3 separate regions of the Homo sapiens genome follow, and all the other regions are linked to region 2. Evidence: chromatin contacts called from ENCODE Hi-C or POLR2A ChIA-PET data. All regions are on one chromosome and are shown on one strand. The core of a region is the stretch at or near the end of the contact, and the rest is flanking DNA. Distances in the headings are between cores, read along the strand shown. Region 1 has its middle 36 kb from the start of WAKMAR2. Region 2 overlaps IL22RA2 (interleukin 22 receptor subunit alpha 2). Region 3 has its middle 31 kb from the start of LINC02539.

What was found. A loop is a pair of places that touch in the nucleus more often than their neighbours do. ChIA-PET counts read pairs that join two places held with the same protein, here RNA polymerase II (POLR2A). Pooled maps may share reads with other maps.
Region 1: a loop to region 2 is called in a pooled map, with 3 times the contacts of the local background. The contact joins two enhancer-like sites. A Hi-C loop is called at or near these places in 1 of 37 single-sample maps with no recorded cell type and 2 of 50 pooled maps. POLR2A ChIA-PET finds 5 or more read pairs at or near these places in 1 of 52 experiments (activated T-cell).
Region 3: a loop to region 2 is called in a pooled map, with 2.3 times the contacts of the local background. The contact joins two enhancer-like sites. A Hi-C loop is called at or near these places in 3 of 50 pooled maps.

The regions. Positions count from the first base shown.
Region 1 is chr6:137,902,474-137,906,066 of GRCh38, forward strand. No RefSeq gene overlaps it. Among named protein-coding and RNA genes, the nearest start is that of WAKMAR2, 36 kb to the left of the region's middle. RefSeq lists enhancers at 2,637-2,686, 2,867-2,956. Within about 2 kb of position 2,223, at least 4 of the 41 ENCODE cell types and tissues checked have a DNase peak (open chromatin) inside an H3K27ac peak, as active enhancers do.
Region 2 is chr6:137,163,650-137,167,010 of GRCh38, forward strand. The region is part of intron 1 of IL22RA2 (interleukin 22 receptor subunit alpha 2); the gene reads right to left. Among named protein-coding and RNA genes, the nearest start is that of IL22RA2, 8.3 kb to the right of the region's middle. Within about 2 kb of position 1,887, at least 5 of the 41 ENCODE cell types and tissues checked have a DNase peak (open chromatin) inside an H3K27ac peak, as active enhancers do.
Region 3 is chr6:137,706,329-137,710,072 of GRCh38, forward strand. It overlaps the pseudogene PTPN11P3. Among named protein-coding and RNA genes, the nearest start is that of LINC02539, 31 kb to the right of the region's middle. RefSeq lists a silencer at 1,415-1,464. Within about 2 kb of position 2,368, at least 15 of the 41 ENCODE cell types and tissues checked have a DNase peak (open chromatin) inside an H3K27ac peak, as active enhancers do.

The sequences.
Region 1 (3,593 bases), core at 973-3,472, 740 kb after region 2:
TTATAATCTTTTTTAAAAGATTTTCTGCAAACCTATCTCTTATAGTATCTCTACAATTCACAGAGAAAGAAGGAATACTCCACAGCTCATTCTATGAATTCAATATGACCTCGCTATCAAAATTAGACAAGAATGGAATAAGAAAGGAAAATTACAAGCCAAACTAGGCCATCGATGTATATATACAGGCCCAAATCAACCATCAAGTTTTTTTTTTTCAACATAAAAGAAACAAACTCTTGGAAAACCAAGTCTAACTGTGTTTAGAAAGATAATACACTAAGAGCTAGCTGTCTTCATCCTACAAGAACAATTTATCATAAATAATAGTTTCGTACTGGCATAAGAACAGACAAATTTTCAGTGGAATAGAATGGAGAGGCCAGTTAACAGGGTGTAGATGACATCTCAACAGTCTTGACTTGGATTTCCTTGCTCACCAGTGAGACTATCACTTCATATGACACATTTATACATGGAAATTTGTCACATGATGGGGGTGACATAGTTGAGCAGTAGAGAAAGGAAGGAATCTTTAAAAAGTACAGTTGGAAAACTGATTATAAATATAGATAAAATTGAATTTGGATTCCTAGCTCCTAGTCTGCTTAAAAATCAATTACAGACAGAGTAAGGAATTTATATGTCAAAAACAAAACTTTATGAGAGGAATATATATGGGTAAATAGTTTTCTGACTTGAGAATAGAAAAGAATTCCTTAAACAAGACCAAATATGATATCCTAAAAGAACATATTGACAAATGCGTTGAACAACTACACTACACTCCAGGTCCTCCCTCCAAAATCCTAAACCCAAATCTCATCACGTTTTTCAGTGAAATAAAAATACCTTCTGTTTCCAGCAAGCATCCTCCATAAAAGGCTTTGAAGTTATTAATATAATTAGCAAAAAATTCAGTACAGTATCTATTTTTAAACAGCGGTATTAAATTATAAGAACTATTTGTCCATTTACCCTAGTTCCTTGGAAGGCCGTGCGGAAGAATCAAATGCGCAAAGGTTAAAGCCCACAATTTTCTTCTTGAAGTAAATGGTAGCATTGTTAAGAAACGACCGAGGCCAATTTTCCTTTTTAACAGTGAGAACAACTTGTAACTAGAAGTCAGAATCTCTATTCAAGTATTTTACACAGTTCTTCTGTGAATTGCATATAGTGGATAGGATCATATTGATCTGTGATGTCAAAATCCAGTGCAGAGGCTTCACAGAGGAAGTAAAAGGAGATAAGATGACTACTCACCACTGCTCTGGGCACCAAGGCCCAACCTCTCCTCCTCAGAGGAGGGCAGTTGTCCAGGTACCTTTTAGCCCCAGCTCACATCTGAGGCTCATTATTCCTGGGTGAGAAAGCAGCTTTGGGGCACTTTCTAGAATGCTCTATCATGTGCTAGAGAATGATAATGGTGAATTCCACAGAGAGTTGTGCTTGGAGGATTCCTTCATTCTCAGCTGGGAGAGACAACCACCCCCGGTAGTTGGCTTTAAAATTTTTTTTTATCTATCTATCTATCATCTATCTATCTATCGATATTTTCACCATGTAGCCCAGGCTGGTCTTGAACTCCTGAGTTCAAGAAATTGGCCCGCCTCGGCCTCCCAAATTGTTGGCATGAGCCACCGCACCTGGCCCCAGGTAGTATTTTTACACTTGTATTGTCCAAGTTTTAGCATGAAGTGTTGCTTTTTCTCTGGTGGTCTGGAAGAGTTCACCCTGCCTGTTAGTGTGAATTTTACCTGCTAGAAGTGTGTCTCCAACAGACATCATCCTGAGAATGTCAGTGGGGGACTCAAAAACGAGGGGGCATCTCCTTGCCAATGGGGCATCTCATAGTCGTCAATGCCACTAGCGGTTAACAGGAGTACCTCTGGATGTGCATGCTGTTTTAGGTAGGCCTTTTCGGGTTTTGAAAACTCACAAAGCAAGTGAGGGGACTGGAAATTGAATTTATTCTTAGATCCTTGTCTCAGAAATGTAAGCACAGGGCAAGAAAGTCAGCACAGTGCCCTGGAGTCCTATCTGATCTCCGGGTTTTGGGGGCACCTTCCAGAAGGTACAGGTGCCACAAATACCCCTGCAAGACTCAGTGGAAAAACTCTCACCACTATTCTTATGCCCAAGGGGCCACGCTGTGAGTGTCTGCATCTCCTCAACCACACAGGTCTTCTCATTGCATGCCTAGATAAGGCAGTTACATTGAAACTATTGCATCACCTTGCTGCAGTCATGTATGATTAACTAGATATGCTGGAAAGAGAGAGGAAGGAGGCTGGTTACCGAGTTTAAGGAGTGTCATTTATGGTAAAACACATTTTTCCTATAATAAAATCAATCATAGGTGGTGGCAATTGCTACAACATGCTTTAGTATTGGTTTGATTTCTCCATTTCTAGATAGTGTTTCCCATTAGGTTGTTTTTTTTTTTTTTTTTTAATCAGCCTCAAAGAAACCTTAAAATAAAGTTGTGACTGAGGGCGGGTGAAGGGGACATGGAGTATGATAGTCACTTTTGTTCCAGTGTTAATTTTCAAAAACTCCGGATGTCTAATATTGAAAGCCAGTCCAGAGCGCTCAGTGTTAAAGAACTCGCTCCCTACCCGCCCCCCCGCCACCCCAACTGCGGGGCTGAATCACACGAGGAAGGAAAGTCTGGCTCACTGCTTTATTAATTCACTACTGTGATTTCTTTCTCTGTTACTAAAGGGGACTGGGCGGGGGGTGGTAAATTGAGTGGGCAGCCAGGAAATGTGATATTTTTCTTGGTTCCTTGTGATTGGAGGAAATTCTGTCTTCTCCTTTTGGTTCAAAAGTTTTAGCAACATAACCTTTGGTTTTGTTTTGTTTTTCTGTGAAGTAATTTGACTTTTCAGTGGAAGCTACCCCAAGCCCACCTCTCTGGGGTTGTAAAACCCGCTCGCTTTGATACAATTTCATTAAATGAAGTCATCCAGATGGTGAGCCCATATAAAACCCTGACCTTCAAAGGTCTCTGCCTGTCTCTAGGTCCTTGGGTAATTTGAAGTGTCACTTCTTGGCCATGTCTGCTCAGACCTGTCACCTTAAATCTCCTCTTTGAACTTTATCTTACTTTTCTCCTTAATCTTCTTTTGATGGGAGGTGAACATTAATAGGAATGATCTTCAATGCCGGTTCTCTGAAGACCCGTAGTAATTGTTAGTAATCAAGCCTGATGTGATGGACAAAATACACATTATGTGTAAATGTCCCATGCAAAATGTGAGAAAGTTTAGATGATGTACAGCAGTTATTTTTAGTCCTTCGAATAAAACATACTCCTCACATACATACTCCTCACATTCGAGAGCAATATTATAAATAATGCAGCATTCATTTAATATAACCTCAGTATGTTTCATTTCAAAAGACCAACTGTAATTTCTATTTCTGTTTATTTTTAAAGAACTCTTCACTACTGTAATATTATATTTTAATAATAATAACAATGACCTGTATATATTACATACTTAATATATGACAGTCCATAAGCTAGGGTTTATAAAAATATATATGATCAAATTTCATCCTAACAATACATTATGTGTTAAGTATTA
Region 2 (3,361 bases), core at 637-3,136:
CCTGGTCACCTCCAAGGGCATGACAACTAGTCTGACCCGAGGGGGTTGGGACAATGGGAGAGGCCCATTGATTCAGATGAAACTCACACCCTAATTGACACCAGACGTAAGTGGGGCTCATGAGTCGGTCAGAAAGGAAAACCATTTTGGGGATGGGGGAGGTGTGTGAAAGTGTGTAAAAGAGATGGTCTCGGGAGAGACCAAGGCGGGGTTGATGTGGGGAGGCACAGATCTCTTAGCGTGGACTGTGTGCTCCCAGGCGAGTGTGGGAAAAACCAGACCTAGGACACTGCATACGGCCCAGAGGACCAGCTCCACAGCTGCAGCTAGCTGTGACAGGAATTAAGGCATGCTCCTGGCTAAGCAGTGTCCGAACCTCCTGTAATAGGACCCAGTCTGGTGGATCCAAGAGTGAAAGTGAGAGTGAAAGTGCATCACAAGGGAGGAAACAGGAGGAAAAGCGTCAAAGCCTATTCCACTGGAGTGCGTGCTGAAAAACTTTAAAAAAAGTTTTAATGGTGACTATGGGGTTAAGCTAACTTCACAGAAACTGAGAACTTTTTTGAGATAAAATAGCCATCTTTTAATGTAGGGTGGCCAGCCAAGGGGACAATAGACAGGGAGATAATTGGCCGAGTGTTTCGGGTGGTCACCAGGCTTGGAGAACAGCCCGGGCACCTGGATCAGTTTCCGTATATTGACTCCTGGCTAAGTATAATTCAGACCCTCCCTAAGTGGCTGCAGGCCTACTTTGAGATCTACTGTAAGACTCTAACGGCCAAGACAAAACCAGGAACAATAGAAAGAAACTGCAAGGCATCAGAAAAAGAAAAGTCACAGGAAAAGCAGTAAAAACCTGTCCTACAGGCCCCGCCTGAAGAGTTAGAAATTCCACCCCACTATGCACCAATTTATCCACCTCTGGCAAAGCTTAGACAGAAGGCTGCCCCGGCTGCCTCCGGAGACTCAGACTCAGAAGGAAGCACCCCTCAGGCAACACCACGCAGAGAGGAGCCAGAGCCCTTGACTGAAAAGCCAAGGGAGGAACTCCAGGGTGATGAGGTCGGCCGCCTTAGGTCGGTCCGTGCCCAAGCAATGCAGATGCCACTCTGAGAAACATGGGGACAAATTTATTTGAATGCACAGAATGAAGTCCAAGGGGGAGAACAGCTCTTCTTTTATCAGCCCTTCTCTACTACTGATCTCTTAAATTGGAGACAACATACTCCCTCCTATAGAGAGAAGCCTCAGGCTCTTATAGATCTAATGCAGTCCATTTTCCTAACTCACAATCCTACCTGGGTTGATTGTAAACATTTTTTTCTGTCATTATTTAATATGGAAGAGCACCGTAGAGTTATACAAGCTGCTCTCCAGTGGCTGGAGAAAAATGCATCTTCAAGCACAGGAGATATCAGGCAGTATACACAACAAGCACTCCTGATAGAGGCTGACCCAGGCTGGGACCCTAACCAGGCTCAAGGGCTACAAGTTTGCAGCAGTATTGAGAGGCACTCCTAAATGGAATAAACGCTGGAGAGAAAAAGGCCACCAATATCGGAAAGGTCTCAGAGGTTCGCCAGAAGCCAGATAAAAGTCCCGGTGAATTTTATGAGAGGCTGTGCGAGGCTTACCAGCTTTACATGCCACTTGACCCAGAGGCTGCGGGTAATCAGTGTATGGTTAATGTGGCATTTGTAAGCCAGGTGCAAGAAGACATCGGAAGTTAGAAGGGTTTGAAGGTGTGAATATTACCCAGCTTATCCAGGTGGCTACTAAGGTGTTTGTAAATCAGAAGGAGGAGGCCAAGAGAAAAGCTAGATGCAGAGCTAAGGAAAAGGCAGACTTGCTGGCGGTGGCCTTAGTTGGAAGAGAAACTGGTTTTGTGAGAGGATGTGGTCGTGGTTGCGGTCATGATAGAGGACAAACTAGGTAAAACCAGGAAGCTAAGCCAGGACAAGAGGGCCAACTTAGGCTTAAGGGAGATCAATGTGTGAGATGCAAGCAGATGGGACACTAGAAGAATGAATGCCAAATTTTCCGGTGCCCTTGTTAGGAAGAGATTTCCTCCAGAAATTGCAAGCACAAATCTCCTTTATACCAGAAGGGCACATGACTCTAAATCTAGGTCAAAGAAAAGCCATGATAAAGACCCTTACTGTCCCAACAACAGAGGAATGGTAATAATTTGGGTGCCCCACACGGTTGTCACTCTGATGGAGCAGAGGGGACATTGCTGGCTTTCTAACCCTAGAATGTTAAGATATCAAGGGCTTTTGTGTGAAATCCCCTACCTAACCTTGGAGACTATGAATACTCTAAATCCGGCCACACTGCTGCTGATAGAATGGGCGGAGCATGGAAAGCCCCCATTGTGTGGCCCAGGGTATCACTGTTGTGTGGAAACTGTGGATGAAGTTTTCTCAAGCTGAAAAGACTTAAAGGACTAGCCCTTAAAAGACCCACATGTTAAATACTTTGCTGATGGAAGCAGCTTCATATCTAAAGGTTTATCAGTTGGGCTGGATATGCAGTGGTAACACTGAATTCAGCAGCTGAAACCTGCCCTCTGCCGGCCGGAACTTTAGCCCAAAGAGCTGAGATAATAGCTGTCACTAGGGTGTTGCTTTTGGCCAAAGAAAGTCGGTAAACATCTATACTGACTCAAGGTATGCCTTTGCCACTTTGCATGCCCATGGAGCCATATATAAGGAAAGAGGATTGTTAACTACTGAAGGAAAGGAAATCAAAAATAAAAAGGAAATAGAGCAGCTCTTAGAAGCTGTATGGGCTCCAAAAGAAGTAGCAGTCATCCATTGCAAAGGGCATCAAACAGGAGGACATGACAAGGCCAGAGAAAACAGAAAGGCAGAAAGAGAAGCCAAAAGAGCTGCAATGACAGCGATAACTAAGAAGGAAGAGGAAACCCTTACCATGCCCTTATTGGAGCTTCCTCTTACAGAACCCCCTAACTACTCCTCTAATGAAAAGGCTTGGTTTGAGCAGGAAAGTGGAAGTTACCAGAAAGGAAGTTGGTGGAAGTTCTCAAATGGGAGGCTCGCCAGCTATCCCAGAAGCAATAGCCCCTGGTTCATAAAACAGTTTCATCAAGGAACACATATGGGAAAAACTGCATTAGAGACTCTTGTAGGATGGCATTTCTATTGCTGAGCCTAACTGCCATCACTCGAGCCATTTATGAGTAATGTTTAACTTGTGCCCCAAACAATCCACAGCAGGGGCCAACATGGCCCCCAGGGATTCAAGAAACTGGAGCTACACCCTGTGAAAACCTGCATGTGGGCTTTACTGAGCTGCCTCGAACCGGAGGCTACCGGTGCATGCTAGTGTTTGTCTGCAC
Region 3 (3,744 bases), core at 1,118-3,617, 540 kb after region 2:
ATCATCGTGTAGGACAACCCTGGTATGATCAAAGGGCAGGATGTTTTTATATCTATTTTTGTTTTTGTTTTCTTGCCTTTGACCCTCTTTTCGGCTGTAGAGAAGTTTGCACTCCTGTGGTTGTAGTGTCTCAAATTCTTCCCAAAAGCCTTGTTGGACTTTGTCTGTGGTCTCAGCTAATTTGCTTAGTTCTCAAACTCTGCTTTCTATTTCAGCAGCATTTATACGAGTCATGTTAAGGGGCTGCTTGAGTCGTAGTACTGTACCCAATGTTTCCAGCATAGGATTCTTCTTGTAATGTTCCACGAGATCCGTCAAAGAATCAAACCGTTTTCCTCCACCAACGTCGTATTTCAGTTCCTGACAGCGAATCATGACATGGGTCACTTTACACTTGCTGTCATTGCTCTCTTTTTTGTCATCACTGGTGCGCACAGAGAGAACAAAATCTCCAGGGTGGCTCTGGCTCTCTCGTATAAGAAAGCTACCATGTTTTCCTTTTTCAGTTAATTTCTCTGCTTCTTTCCCAAAGAGGTGTCCGTGAAACCATCTTTCAGAGGCAGGATCCGCACAGTTCAGAGGATATTTAAGCTCAACAACATCTCCATTCTTCTCTTTTAATTGCCTGTGATGTTCCATGTAATACTGGACCAACTCAGCCGAAGTGGCAAACTTTTCCCCCCAAACGGGTCCTAGTAATCACCAGTGTTCTGAATCTTGATGTGGGTGACAGCTCTATTTCTTCTAATGGAACATGTGAAGTCTCCAGGGGTACTTTTACTAGGCCTTGCCAAAAAACTGCCATCAACTCCTCTTGTCGACAATAGGTTTTTCTGCCTCCACACCACTGATATTTGGGTGAAACCATTGTCTCCAAGCCTCAGTTTCCTCCTTTCTTTTCTTTCTATAAGATAAAGATAGTAGGCTGGGTGCAGTGGCTCACGCCTGTAATCCCAACACTTTGGGAGGCTGCGGCAGGAGGATCGCTTGAGTCCAGGAGTTCGAGGCCAGCCTGGGCAAAAAAGCGAGACTTTGTTTCTACAAAAAATACAAAAAACTAACCGGGAGTGGAGGCTGAGGCGGGAGGATCACTTGAACCCAGGAAGTCAAGGCTGCAATGAGTCATGATCACCCCGCTGCACTCCAGGCTACTTTATTTTTATTTTTAATGAACAGGGATCTTTTTAAAATGGAAGTGGTTGGTCCTTGATGTCTGGCTTCCCTTGCTAATAAATAAACCCAGAGAACTATTTGCAATGGTGTAGCATTTAGAATCAACAGGCTTCAAAACAGAGAGGGTCTATTCTGTTTTGTTTTGAAGTCACCCTTTGCAAAAAACATATGGTAATCTCGGGCAGCCCATGAAGCAATCGGCAAGATCTGAAGGATGAGAACAGTGTGTTCTTTGAAATCCCTCTGACAAGCAGACAGTCCCTCCTTCCCTCAAACCATCCTCAAAGGGAAGTGTGTCGGCTTGGGCAGTAATGAGACGGTGTGGGAATTCCCCTGTCCCCTTGGTTCACTTTACAGACAAAGTTCATTAGGGTTAAAGATGGGTCATTCCCATCCACAGATTCCTTCACTTGAAATCAAGACTTCTTGGGAAATATAAATTTGGAGAACAGGTAACAGTGAACTATAGTTCCCCCCAAAACAAATTTTTTAAAAATCAGGTGGTATTAAAAATTGCTGTTTCATGACATTACCAATAGATGGCAGCACGGGATTCATCTTCGCCCATAAGCAGCTTCACCCCTGCTTTTCCTGGCGAATGTTCACTGACAACTCGGCCTCAGGACTTTGACGCTCTTGGTGTCATCAGAGAGCAATTTGAGGTGTGCAATAAAATCTTTGGGTTCCCCGCCCCGCCTTCTGTAGGTGACCTCAAACCACAATCACCAATCGACTGCGGTGCTGTGACCTGGAAAAACAGCAAGGAAACTAAAAACAAAACAAAACAAAACAAAACAAAAACCCATCCTGTGAGCTCTGCAAAGGAGAACAAGATCATGGCACACAGGCAATTAGCAAACTAAATTGAAGATGAGTTCTGTTAGAAGAGTCAAAAAACAAAGAGAACAATTTTTGTGAATTGCGTTTTTAAGATCACTGCATCCAAACACTGGAGCTTCAACATAAAGACTCCTGAGCCATGTATTCTGACTTGACCCCTGCAGTTCCTTCCAGTTCCAAAAATCTCTGATCTGTGAATAGAAAAGTTCCAGCAGATACGTTTCTAAGAGCATGAAATTATTTCTAGATACTAGTCTAGTACCTACATGTATTAAAACACAAAAATAAACAAACAAAAAGACCTTCATGCTAATCAAAATATTTTTTAACAGAAAGGAAACCAAAACCTATTGGACCCAGCCCACAAGAACTGTGTTTTTTCCAATGCACATAGCAATAGAGTCATGTTTTGAAAACCAATTATGTAGGCTATAACACCCATTGTAGAAAGAATAGAATAGAATAGAACAGATCAGAATGCATCACAGTCTGCAGGGTTGTAAAGTAAAATTTCTTGCTTTACATCATGGGCCAAAGAAAACTTGCAAAGCTCTATCATGGAGAACAGCATCTGTCTTCAACCTTTGTATCTTCCACAGCCCAACACCAACAAGCTCCTCACCATCAAAACATCTAAATGGGCAAATAGAACTTTTGGTGGGTTTGAGTGGCACCAAGCATCAAGCTACATTAATACTCTTCTCAATCACTGTCATACAAATATGGAGAATTCGGTTATTTATCATCATTTTCTGCATATCCATACTATTCCAAGACAATCCCAATTTCTGGCTTTTTGTTCTACTCTTCCATAAGCATATTCATAGTGATAATGTTGTATGTCCTGAGTTTCAGTTTGGAAAATATAGTCCCTGGTTAAATCAATGGGCATCGGATAAAAACTTTAATGTCTAAAGGGGCTGGGTAGGTAGAATCAATGAGTGAAGCAAGCCAGGAATAACAAAGGATTAAAATGTGGATTTTACAGGAGATGTATACATTTTTTAAAAGTTAATAATAACATTAAAAAAGGAAAGTGACATTGTGCGGGAAGAAGAAATTAGGTCTTCTATGGACTGAATTTTATCCCTTCAAAATTCATATATTGAAGTCCTAGCTCCCAATGTGACTATATTTGGAGACAGGTCTTTAGGAGGTAGTTAAGGTTAAACGAGGGCATAAGGGTGGGGCCCTAATCCTGTATGACTGGTGGCCTTATGACCTTATTATGGAAGGAAGAGGTCTCTCTCTCTCTCCCTCTCTTTCTCTCTCTCTCTGTGTGAACGTGCACCAAAGAAAGGCATGTGACCATGTTGCAAGACGACAAATGTGTGCAAGCCAGAAAGACAGCCTTCACCAGGGAACCGAATTAGCCAGCACCTTGATTTTTGACTTCCCAGCCTCCAGAACTGTGAGAAATAGATTTCTGTTGTTTAAGCCACCCAGGCTACGATCTTTTGTTACAGCAGCCTGAGCAGACTAACGCGAAGGCTTAGGCCTGGATGTGCTCAGGGCCCTCCAGGGGGCAACTTCAGGTTGAATGAAGCCCTGCAGATTGAAGGAAGCACAAACTCATTGGGGTTAATATCTGATGTCATTTAAGTATCAGTCCTCATCAGGGCTCTGAAGTCCTGGGGCAACCTGTAACAGGATATTCATTCATTAAACAAATGTTTCAGGAGTACAAGATTGAAACTAGTTTGACTGTGAGTCAAGTGGGCCAAAGAACAG